Regions from separate parts of the Homo sapiens genome. Here region 1 is linked to region 2. Evidence: read pairs that join two places in POLR2A ChIA-PET (ENCODE). Cell type or tissue: Panc1. All regions are shown on one strand.

Region 1 (5,000 bases), 1.3 Mb after region 2:
TTGCCAGAGGAATTTGGTTTTTTGAGCCTAGCCCAGCCCAGGAGCCTGGCTTTATTCAGGGAAAGCCTTCCTAATGCTATTACCTAAATGTGGCCAAATTGTTCCTATATAACTAACTGTTCCTGCAGTAATTGACATAATTGTTCTCTGCACCCAGCCAGGTGAAACTCCAGCTTTTAATGATAAATTTGTGGAAAAAAAAAGTTAAGGTATATACACAGATATTTACGTCACACCTCCCACCTTTGCCCCACTTCTTTTTCCACTCTGTTGGCAGCCTCAGAAATTTCAGTGCAAAGACAGTCATTGAAATGTTATTAATTATTATGAAAAATTAGAAATGAGAGAATGGTTGAATATATTATAGTAAGTTCATATTTGTAAACTCATGTTTAAAAACTTTTAAATGAAGTTTTCTAATATTGTACAAAGATATGAAAACTTCCTACGATGTATATTTAATTGAATGAATTGAATTGAATTAAATACATGTCTTTGCTTTAATTTTTAATTTTCAAAAATATTGCAACACTTGAGAAAGTTACAGGGAATAATCTAATGAACACTCAGAGAATCTGAAGGATGTGGTCCGTGTTGAGTCTGTGACTTGGCCAAGAATTTTGGAAGCATCGCCTTAGAATCCAGGACTCCTTATTTCAAGCCTAAGTTTGCCTTCTACACTGTTTCCTCCCTTTCCATGATAAACGTTTTATCAGACTATCTCTTTTCCTTACTTCTCTTAGAGCAGCTAGAGGTAGAAGAGGAAATTGCTTCAAATTCACCCTCTGGTCATAAATTATATCTCCCATATTTTATGGCAGGACAATTGTTTCAAGTTTTCTTCTATTCTTAAGCCAAAGTTGCAATATGTTTCAGAGATTTACCAGAATTTAGATTTTAATATAGAATAAGTGAATATATAAGTAAATCAACATATAAATAATATTTTAGATTTTTGTAAAATGTCACTAGGTCTGTAATACAGTGACATCAATCAAAATAAAACAAAAGTCAGTTTAAGAATGTTCTTCATTGTCCCCACCTTCAAAAAGCCTGGGTGTGCTAATGTAATTAATTGAAATTATAGGTTTAATAACTGCAGTGAGTTTTTTGCCATTCAACATTGAAGCCAATAACAATTTAATTTGGCTTTACATTGAAGATCAACACATTCTTTGACCATTTTCCTAAGAATAGCTTCTTTGGGCTATACATTTTGGAAACTAACAAGTGATTTTTAGGCCTGGAAATTCACTGGTGGATGAGAGAGACACCTCACAGAAGGTAGCTGGAGTTGGGATCTTGATTTCCTTTGAACGGAGGTGGATAGAAGCATACAGGCTCAGTGTTCTTTATTTAAAGAAATTGCTTCTGCTGGCAGTGTCCAATCTTGGCACCAATTCAGGTCACTCTTAGCTGGGGGCCAGTTCATTCCTCCCTCAGTACTTCCCCTGTTCTAAAATCGTTTCCTCAAATGACCCTGATCCTCAGCACTCACTGACTCTCTGAAGTTGAGGACTGGAAGAAATGACAATCATCCAACCAAAGCGTCTCAATGTATTTCTAGTTGAGCCTTTAATAAACATGCATGACATGCCACTTTTCTATCTTAAAATTCTGCTAGGGTACCCTACCCTTGTCAGAAAAGTAAGTTCTTCTGACCACTAACATTCAGAAATTTTTTTCTATCTACATGTTTTTTTTTCCTACCTCATGTCAGAAATTCTGATATGCATATCTCCCTCCCAAATGGTATGCTATTATTATTAATTGACAGTCATTGATTTAATCTAATCATCCAACTTTACAGGTAAAAAGTTTGTAATTTCCACAAGATTAAAGAACTCATGAAAGGTACAGAGTGAAACCTGAGTTTTCTTATTCCCAAACTGGAACTCTAGAATAGAGCCGTGTTGAGAATTCAGGCCTCACTGCTTCCTGTTCAGTTTCTCCATGCCATTGCTTCCTGTTCAGTTTCTCCATGTTGTCCTTGAATATTGCCTCCAACTTTTATATCCTAACCACCCCAGAACTGCCATCCCACCACCAAGACCTTACAATAGTGACTGCAGAAGCCAATCAAGTTTCTGTAATGAGTTTACAGACTAGGACACAGTAACAGATTGTGCAACTCACCAGTGGTTAGATCCTGTCATAGTAAGTATCCATTTACTGAATACCTTTCATGTTTTAGGCCAGTGCCTGGAAATATAGATAGAAATACAATACATAGTTCCTGGAAATAAAGACAGATATAAAAGCTAGCAGTTAAAAGTATTATTTGCAAAAGATTTCCCAACCTTTGCCATTTTTTTTTTGTATGATGACACAGAAAGTAAAGCCATTGTTTTCTTCTTCTGTGTTCCTAATTTCTATAACGTGGGTGAAAGCAGCAACGTGTAATAGGTTAAACAGTAAACTAGTTGTTCTAGCTAATTCTCAGCTTTGGCATGTCTCCTCATTCATAAAATGAGAGAGTTGAGGCAATTAATCACAAAGATCCTCATCAACTGTAACATTCTATGATGTTCTTTTATCCAAATTCTTATTGACTTGATGGAAATGCTTGTCATTTTCCTATAATATGCCCCTGTTAACCAATGGGTCATTATAAAATGACTCATGAAACTAGAGATTTGTTTGTATTGAGGGTCAATTTATAATACCCACACATAGTAAATTTCTCACTATAATGCAAAAGACATGTAGCATATGTATGAAATAAGTGATACTAGCTATTTCTAGAGGTGACTCTACCCTATTCTGACACTTTTAAAGCACGTGTTTCCATTATTTAGCCAAAGATTACCAGGGAAATTTCTCATGGTCAAGCCTATTCTACAGATAAAGAAAGTGGTAGATTTCTGTCCAAAGTCCTAAGAGCCCAGCTCACACATCTCCCTGCCTAATAACATAGCCTCCCATTGCCTCCAAACAAGCCAGCTAACGATCACTAACCAAGATGGTACATCTAGTGATAACTATGGTCTGTATAATAAACCAGACTTCCTTTTCAAAATAAGCATTTCGTCTCATATAAATAACCTTACTAGGATTGAATGAAGGCAAATAAACTTGGCATCCATTTAAAATGGAAAATATGGTCACCAACTGTGATAGGCAACCTCTATGATAGCCATCAATGATCCCTTGTACCTCCTAGCATCCATGCCCATGTGTAATCCCCTCTCCTTGAGCGTAGGCTGGACTTCTTTACTCACTTCTAATGAAGGGAATACAGTACAAGTGATGAATTGTACTTCAGATATTAGGTTACAAAAAGAACGTGGCTTCTGCCACATCAAGGCCTGCGTTCTCCCTATCTCTGAGTCTCTGTCTCTGTCTCTCTTTGTCTTTCTGTATCTCTGTCTCTCTCTCTCTCTATCTGTGTGTGTGTGTGTGTGTGTGTGTGTCTGTGTGTGTGTGTGTGTGTCTGTGTGTATGTCAGAGGGAGGGTCTTGGAATACCTGTTCTGGGAGAAGCAAACTGTCATTTTGTGAGTGGCCTATTGAGAGGCCAGTGTGTCAAGGAGCTGATAACTCCAGCAACAGCTAACAAGGCCTCCCAGCCTGCCAACAGCCATGTGAGTGATCTTGGAAGCAGATCGTCCCCCACTCGAGCCTTCCGATGACTGCATCCCCAGAAAGGACCTTGACTGCAGCATCTTACAGACTCCAAGCCAGAGGCACCCTGCTAAGCTGCACCTGGATTCCTGATCCTGTGAGATAATAAACTTTTTTCTTAGCTGCTAATCTGAGGGTAATTTGTTATGCAGCAATACATAACTAAATTCCAACAAAGTAATTTTGACACCCCAAGTGTACTCAGTCTTCTAATCTAAGGGAAACTCATAGTTCATGCTCTCATATTTGCTGTCATTTTTTCAGCAACGACAGAGCTTTATGAATGGATCACAGCTGTCCCAATGTAATTCTCCAAGAGGAAACCCTGGCACCATCTGCCAGCAGGGAATCAGCCAGCCCATTGTTAACGACAATAACAGAAATTCTATCTAAAGTATTTTCACTTCCTCACACTCATGTTCAAGCAGAGCTTCTGAACTTTCCTTTTGGCAAACATGTCTCCTACTGCATCTTTAGTCAAACAATTGCATTTTCTAGCCCTTTGCCTGGGGACATTCCTTGCTATGCCAGCTGCCCAGTGCTCTTCCAAAGTCAGTGCCCACTCAGGGGAAATGCCACACGTTTTCATTTCAGGTTCATGTGGATACCCATTTGAATGCATACCTGTGTTTTAAACTTTCTTGGCGTGAAATAAATTTAGGCTTTTACATTTGTCTTGTAAAAGGAGGACGGTCTAAGATATTCGCCTTATTCCTTTAGTTTGTTCCTGGCTTCTAAAGTGGCATCCACGTGCATAAAAATGCAACTTATTTCATCATTTGTCAGCATTTCCAAAACAGAGAAATACCACTTTCCTTGTAAAAGTTATATTTAAATATAATAAAATTATTTTTCAGGAAGGCAACACCACAAGGACTCAAAAGAGACAAATCTATATGCTCAGAGCATGGTCACTGAATTAGAGCTTTGGAAGAATTAGAAAAAAAATTGAAATTTTATCAGGAGGAGAAGTGTGCTTTTAACTATCTAAATAGTCTACTAGACATAAAAGTATATATTGCCGTATCTAATAAGCCATTACACTCACCAATAAGCATTGATGGTCATCTGTTCAGGTTGGGTAGACAGGTACCAAGTGGTAAAAGTGTTTAAGAAGAAGTTCATGTGTGAAAATACGAACACTGAGGGCTCGGACTCAGACAAGTGGGAGAAACGACCTACCTGCACTGAAGATGTAAATTTAATGATGGAGTGAAGGATGACTATTTTGCTTATTCATCTAATTTTACCTAACCTGGACTGATGTTAACTCAATTTTTTTTTATATTCTGTATTTCATGTTATTTAAATAAAAATATCATGTTTTCCATTGTCTGCAATCTATTGGTCTGACCAAAAGTAGAGAGCACATTAAAA
Region 2 (5,000 bases):
TCAGACACTGGGAATAGAACAGTCCACAAGACAAAGTCCTTGCTCTAAGGGAACTTACCTTCTAGGGAAGATATATGATAAACCAATACATAAATATATAATAAGGACATGAAAGCAATAGAGAACAAAAGTGCTGTGAAAAAGATGCTGTTTTGGATAGGATGGTCTTTTGAGCAGTGAAATAAAATAAATATCTGAGGGAATAGAGTTCCAGGTGGAGGGGACAGCAGGAAGGCCATGAAGTTGGGGTGCACCTGGCATCTTCAAGGAACAGGGAGAAGGCCAGTACTTCTGGAGCAGAGGGAACAGCCGGGAGAATGGAAGGCAAGGAGGTGAGCGATAACAGGGGCCCAATCCTGGAGGGTCTTTTAGCTTTGGTAATGACTTTGGATGGGAAGGCAGTGGGGGAATCTGAGCAGATGAGGGTATGAACTGACTTAGGTTCCCTGAATGTGACCTTGGCTGCTGTATGAAGGACGGGCAGCCATTTCCTCATCTGATAGCAAACTGGTATGGACCAGAGAAACGAGAAGCTTCCCACTGCCACTCTAAGAGCTGAGATTCCGAGTCATATGTTTTACTGAACAAATTACTGCCCATCTTGGTTGAAGCCCATCGGGGCCTGAGCTAAGTCTTTGATCCCAGAGGCCAAGGCAGCACCATTCCTCGCCATTAGCCCATGGCTAGTGACCCGGGAGGTACAAAGTCAATCCTAGCTACAGCAGGAACTCCTGCAGAACCTGTGACCCTCATAGCCAGGGGGTCTCAAACCAGCGGGATACATCTCAGAGTGGCTTTGCTGCGACGTACCTTTGGGTAGTTTGAGACTGAAATGACTCTAGTCACTACTTTTCATTTCCATCCTTTCTTCCCTAAAGGTCAACTGGAAAGGCAGCCGGCTGAGAGAACTCGATCTCTGTCCAGCAGAGATTATTTTGTGGACGCTCAAGGTTCTGAGAGCTTACTTCCTTTTTCTGGGTCACCTGCTTGGTGTGAATTCATCCAAAATCATCCGTTTATTTTTAGAGCTATAAATTATATCTGCATTTCTACTCTCCTGCAGAAATTCAAGCTCAGAGCTTGGGCAGGGGCCCTGTGTTTGAGGCACAGAGACTGGCAAAGCGTCTTGCCTCCCACCTCTTCTGAAGTGAGGCCTCTGCGCTACTGTGTCCCAGCCCTTCAAAAATCCTGAGTCATTTCACTGTTTCTGTTTCTCCCCTTTCCCCAGCAAGCTTCCTGATGCAAAGGAACACCGGAGCGGGGCGATTGCCTCCCTAGAGCTGGGCCGGCCACCCCCACCCCTCGGGCTGCTAAAGCAGCGGGCCGGGCGGAAGGTCGGGGAGCCAGAGCCCAGGGAAGAGCAGAAGGCGCGGGGGGGCGGGGGGGGCACCCAGGAGGGAGGACGGGGCAGCGGTGAGGGTGTAGACGGGAGGGAATCTGTCCGGTGCCGCAGTGAGTTGGGTGGCGGTGATTTGTTCGCGGGCGCAGGCTGGGAGGCGGGGTTCCTGACTCACTGCGGCACTGGCAGGGCTGGTGACAGCACCACCCCCGCGCCGCCTGCAATCTGCCACCGCTGCCACCGAGCCGAGGGGCGCCAGCAAGGCATCCCCTGGGTCAAGGGGCCTCCCGTGGGCTTTCCAAACAGCCTGTGCTCATTTCCGCGGGAGCCCTCGGGGCGCTGTGCTGTGGCTGCATTGTCACTGTTTGTTTATTTCTACATCTGCTCTGTTAGAAGATAGGCTCGCTTAGGACAGAGCCTTCTAATCCACCCCCTGATGAATTCGGGCCCTCGCCTTTGGCACAATGCCTGGCGTCATCACAACGCGGGTGATCAGTAAACGGCAGCGAAGGAAGCGGGGTCAGGACTGGAGAGGAGAGGGGGAGGAAGACAGACGACCGGAGAGGAACAAAAATGGAAGGTAACTTGAGCTTTCATAACTGCAGAAGTGCAAAACAGCTCCCTGTGTGATATAGGAAGTAAAACCGTAGAGATGGGACTTGGCTGGCCTGCCCTTCACACACTTTAGACATTAACCCAAAGTTCATGCTCCTGCCATGACAGTGATGGTGGACAGGAGGGAAGAAAATGACAAGGAGGAAAGGAGGTGTCTTTTGCTCTTAAAAATGAGAAGGGTCATAAACAATCCATCGGCTGCAAACCACGAGTTGCCCCCAAAGCAAAGCAGGTTAGTGGCTGCTGCCGCCTCATCATAGCTTCAGAACCCACAGAGCCTGGAGGACTGTCAAACATTATCTAATATCCCATTCTACAGAAGAGAAAACTGAGGTTGAGGCAGGAACGCAGACAGGAATCAAGGTTTTGGGGTTGGGATTTGCAATCCATTACTTTGCCTCCTGCATCCACTGCTTTTCCCTGGGCATTCTCTTCTTCCGGTTTCTTGGAAGTTAAAATTGCGAGAGAAGCAACACAGAGTGGTTTTCCCAGGGCCTCGACCTCGGTAAGGGAAGACGTGGAATTCCGAGTGTGGAGACCCAGACAGCCTCCGAAACCCCCACGCAACCCTGGGCGTTCAGCAGCTGCCAATGCCCGCCTGACAAGTTTCTGGGGCATCTCTGCACACGGAGAGGTGTGTCTCCTGCAGCTCCAAAAACAGATTTTGCCATCTCATCCCCATATTTGCAGTCTCCAGTTGGCTTCTTGTGATTGGCCAGAACTTTTCCTCACTGGAGAGATGAGGAGAATCCAGTCCTCCAACCAGCTGAGAGAAAACACTGCAGTAGCAGAGATAGCAATGGCTGTTCCACCCCACACTGATACGATGTCAGGGAGCCAGGGGTGGGCTCAACAGGCTGAATGATGCCAGGGACTCCCAAGGGTCTATACATTTAACCCTGGAGGAAGTGGCCTCTGACCAGGTACCTAACCTTCTGTACTTCTCGTTCTGTAATTGGGGGCATCAGAGTGTATTCTTTGGCTTTCTGGAAAAAAAGATTTCTCAAATTTTAATTTCGGAAGTTTCCATCAGGACTGGCAGCTGTGTACACAGAAGGAGGTTGCTAATGTATTTCAGATTGGGGGCAATTACAGCTTCCCACCTACCCACCCCAATCTATTCCCAGATCACTGCACCACACTGACTCTTGGCCTCCTCTAGAGTTGGAAACTCTACCTGAGAGATGCACTCCTTTAAACTAACATAAAACCTAAACTAACAAAACCATAGCACTTCAAGGTATCCTTAGGGTAAGGTTTAATGACCTATTAATATCTCTAACACAGCAATTCTCTTGCTTGGCTATTCACTAGAAGCACTTGGAGAATTTAAAATAACACTGATGCCCAGGCCATACCTCAGACCATACCTCTAGAGGTGTTTTCTAAAAGCTCCCCCAGGTGACTATAACAACAGTAAGACTGAAAACCTCTGCTCTCGTGGGAGCTGCTAGTTTGCTGGTCAGCATCTGTTCTCCCTTCCACTAATAGCACCTGATGTTCCTTTGGAAACCCCACTCTTTCTTGGTCCACTTGATTGAGTTACACTAACCCCATCATCACCTCCCATTTACTTTTTTCAGGGAATAGCAGGCTACCAGTTTGGCCCCTTTGCATTTTTCCATTCCCCTGAAAGAAGTAATTGGTTCAGGCAGAAGATGTGATACAAGGGGGTCCAATGAAAATCAGTCTCAAGACTGGCTGAAACTATTGGGAAGGGAAAGATCTGTTTCTGCTGCAGTTATTTAGGAGAAAACATGGGAGCCTTGAGCTTCCAGCAGGCATTTTGCCACCACATGGAGAAAATCTGCTTGTAAATTAAGGCAACATAGAGGAAAAGAGATTATTCATAGAGTGAAAAAGACTGAAATCTAATTAATACCACTTCTGAAGCCAGATACTTCCAGTAACAGATATTAAATCCCCCTTTTCACCCAAGAAAACTTTGAACTGAGTTTTCTATGATATGCCGCATCATAGCAGAGTTAATCTGTTGCTTTAAAATGCAGAGAATAGAGTTCTAATCTAATATGACAGCAAACAAGCAAGCTTCAACATTCCTGGTCAAAGATTCCAGATAGCTAAAGACAAGTGGGTGCTGTCCATCTTCAAGGATAATGGCTTTCAGTGGAGAAGGGTGAGGAAACTGAAGACAGCAATGTTCTACTACATGTTTTTTTCAGTTAGTATCAAGAGTTATTGGTAGCTTAGCCTTTGCTAAATATGAAAGAGCTTAAGAAGTAAAGAGGTTCCAACCATAGGAACCTCTTTTAACCGTAACTATAAGAGCTTTTATAATAGCTCTTATAGGTTTTTATAGTAGCTCTTATAGGTTTTAACCATAACTGTAAGAGCTTTTATAATAGCTAATATAGCAGTGATGTATAGGAAGTACACAGAAGCACACAACAGACCATCAAGACAATGCATTGGATGTTTCAGATTCCCTTCTTGGTCACGGGAGATTCCCTGGAAAATGTGCCCTCTGTCTGAAAGTGCAAGTGAAGCCAAAGTAATTGATTGGCTGCATTTTAGATTTGAAAGTTTTTCCATGAACAATTGCCATGTAACAAGCTACCCCTAAATTTGGTAACTTAAAAAATGATGTGTTTGACTTGTCTTTGTATAGACTTGGATAGCTTTTCTGGGCTTACCTGGGATCTGCAATTGGCTTCTGGTCAGCTAAGTGGCTCTGTGTCTGAACTTGGCTGGCTCTTGGCTGGGGCAATGGGAGTGATGAGCTAATGTATCTGTCAACCCTTCAGAGCCTAGCCTGGGCTTATTCACATGGGGGAGGCAGGGTTCCAAGAGTGAGAGCAAAATTGCACAAGGTCTCTTGAGATTCGGACTCAGAACTTGCTCACTGTCATCCTGCCACATTCTATTTGTCAAAGTGTGTCACAACCCCATTTTTTTTTTTTTTTTTTGAGACAGAGTCTTGCTCTGTCACCCAGGCTGGAGTGCAGTGGCTCAATGTCAGCTCACTGCAACCTCCACCTCCAAGGTTCAAGCGATTCTGCTGCCTCAGCCTCCTCGGTAGCTGGAA

Evidence for each region. Peaks named below come from ENCODE experiments on the same cell type or tissue, not always from the same donor. Only the 100,000 strongest peaks of a DNase experiment are listed, where the experiment ranks them.
Region 1: POLR2A ChIA-PET joins it to region 2 with 5 read pairs; 1 of 35 experiments calls an interaction of 5 or more read pairs at or near these places.

The regions. Positions count from the first base shown.
Region 1 is chr20:11,443,926-11,448,925 of GRCh38, forward strand. No RefSeq gene overlaps it. Among named protein-coding and RNA genes, the nearest start is that of LINC02871, 420 kb to the left of the region's middle. In Panc1, no CTCF peak of the experiment used is centred here; no DNase peak of the experiment used is centred here; H3K27ac peaks cover 1,217 bases.
Region 2 is chr20:10,170,868-10,175,867 of GRCh38, forward strand. All of the region lies in intron 2 of SNAP25-AS1 (SNAP25 antisense RNA 1), which reads right to left. LOC105372524 (a long non-coding RNA gene) reads left to right here and starts at 1,562. Exons shown (of 4, transcript NR_187933.1): 1 at 1,562-1,919. In Panc1, no CTCF peak of the experiment used is centred here; no DNase peak of the experiment used is centred here; H3K4me3 peaks cover 1,109 bases; H3K27me3 peaks cover 740 bases.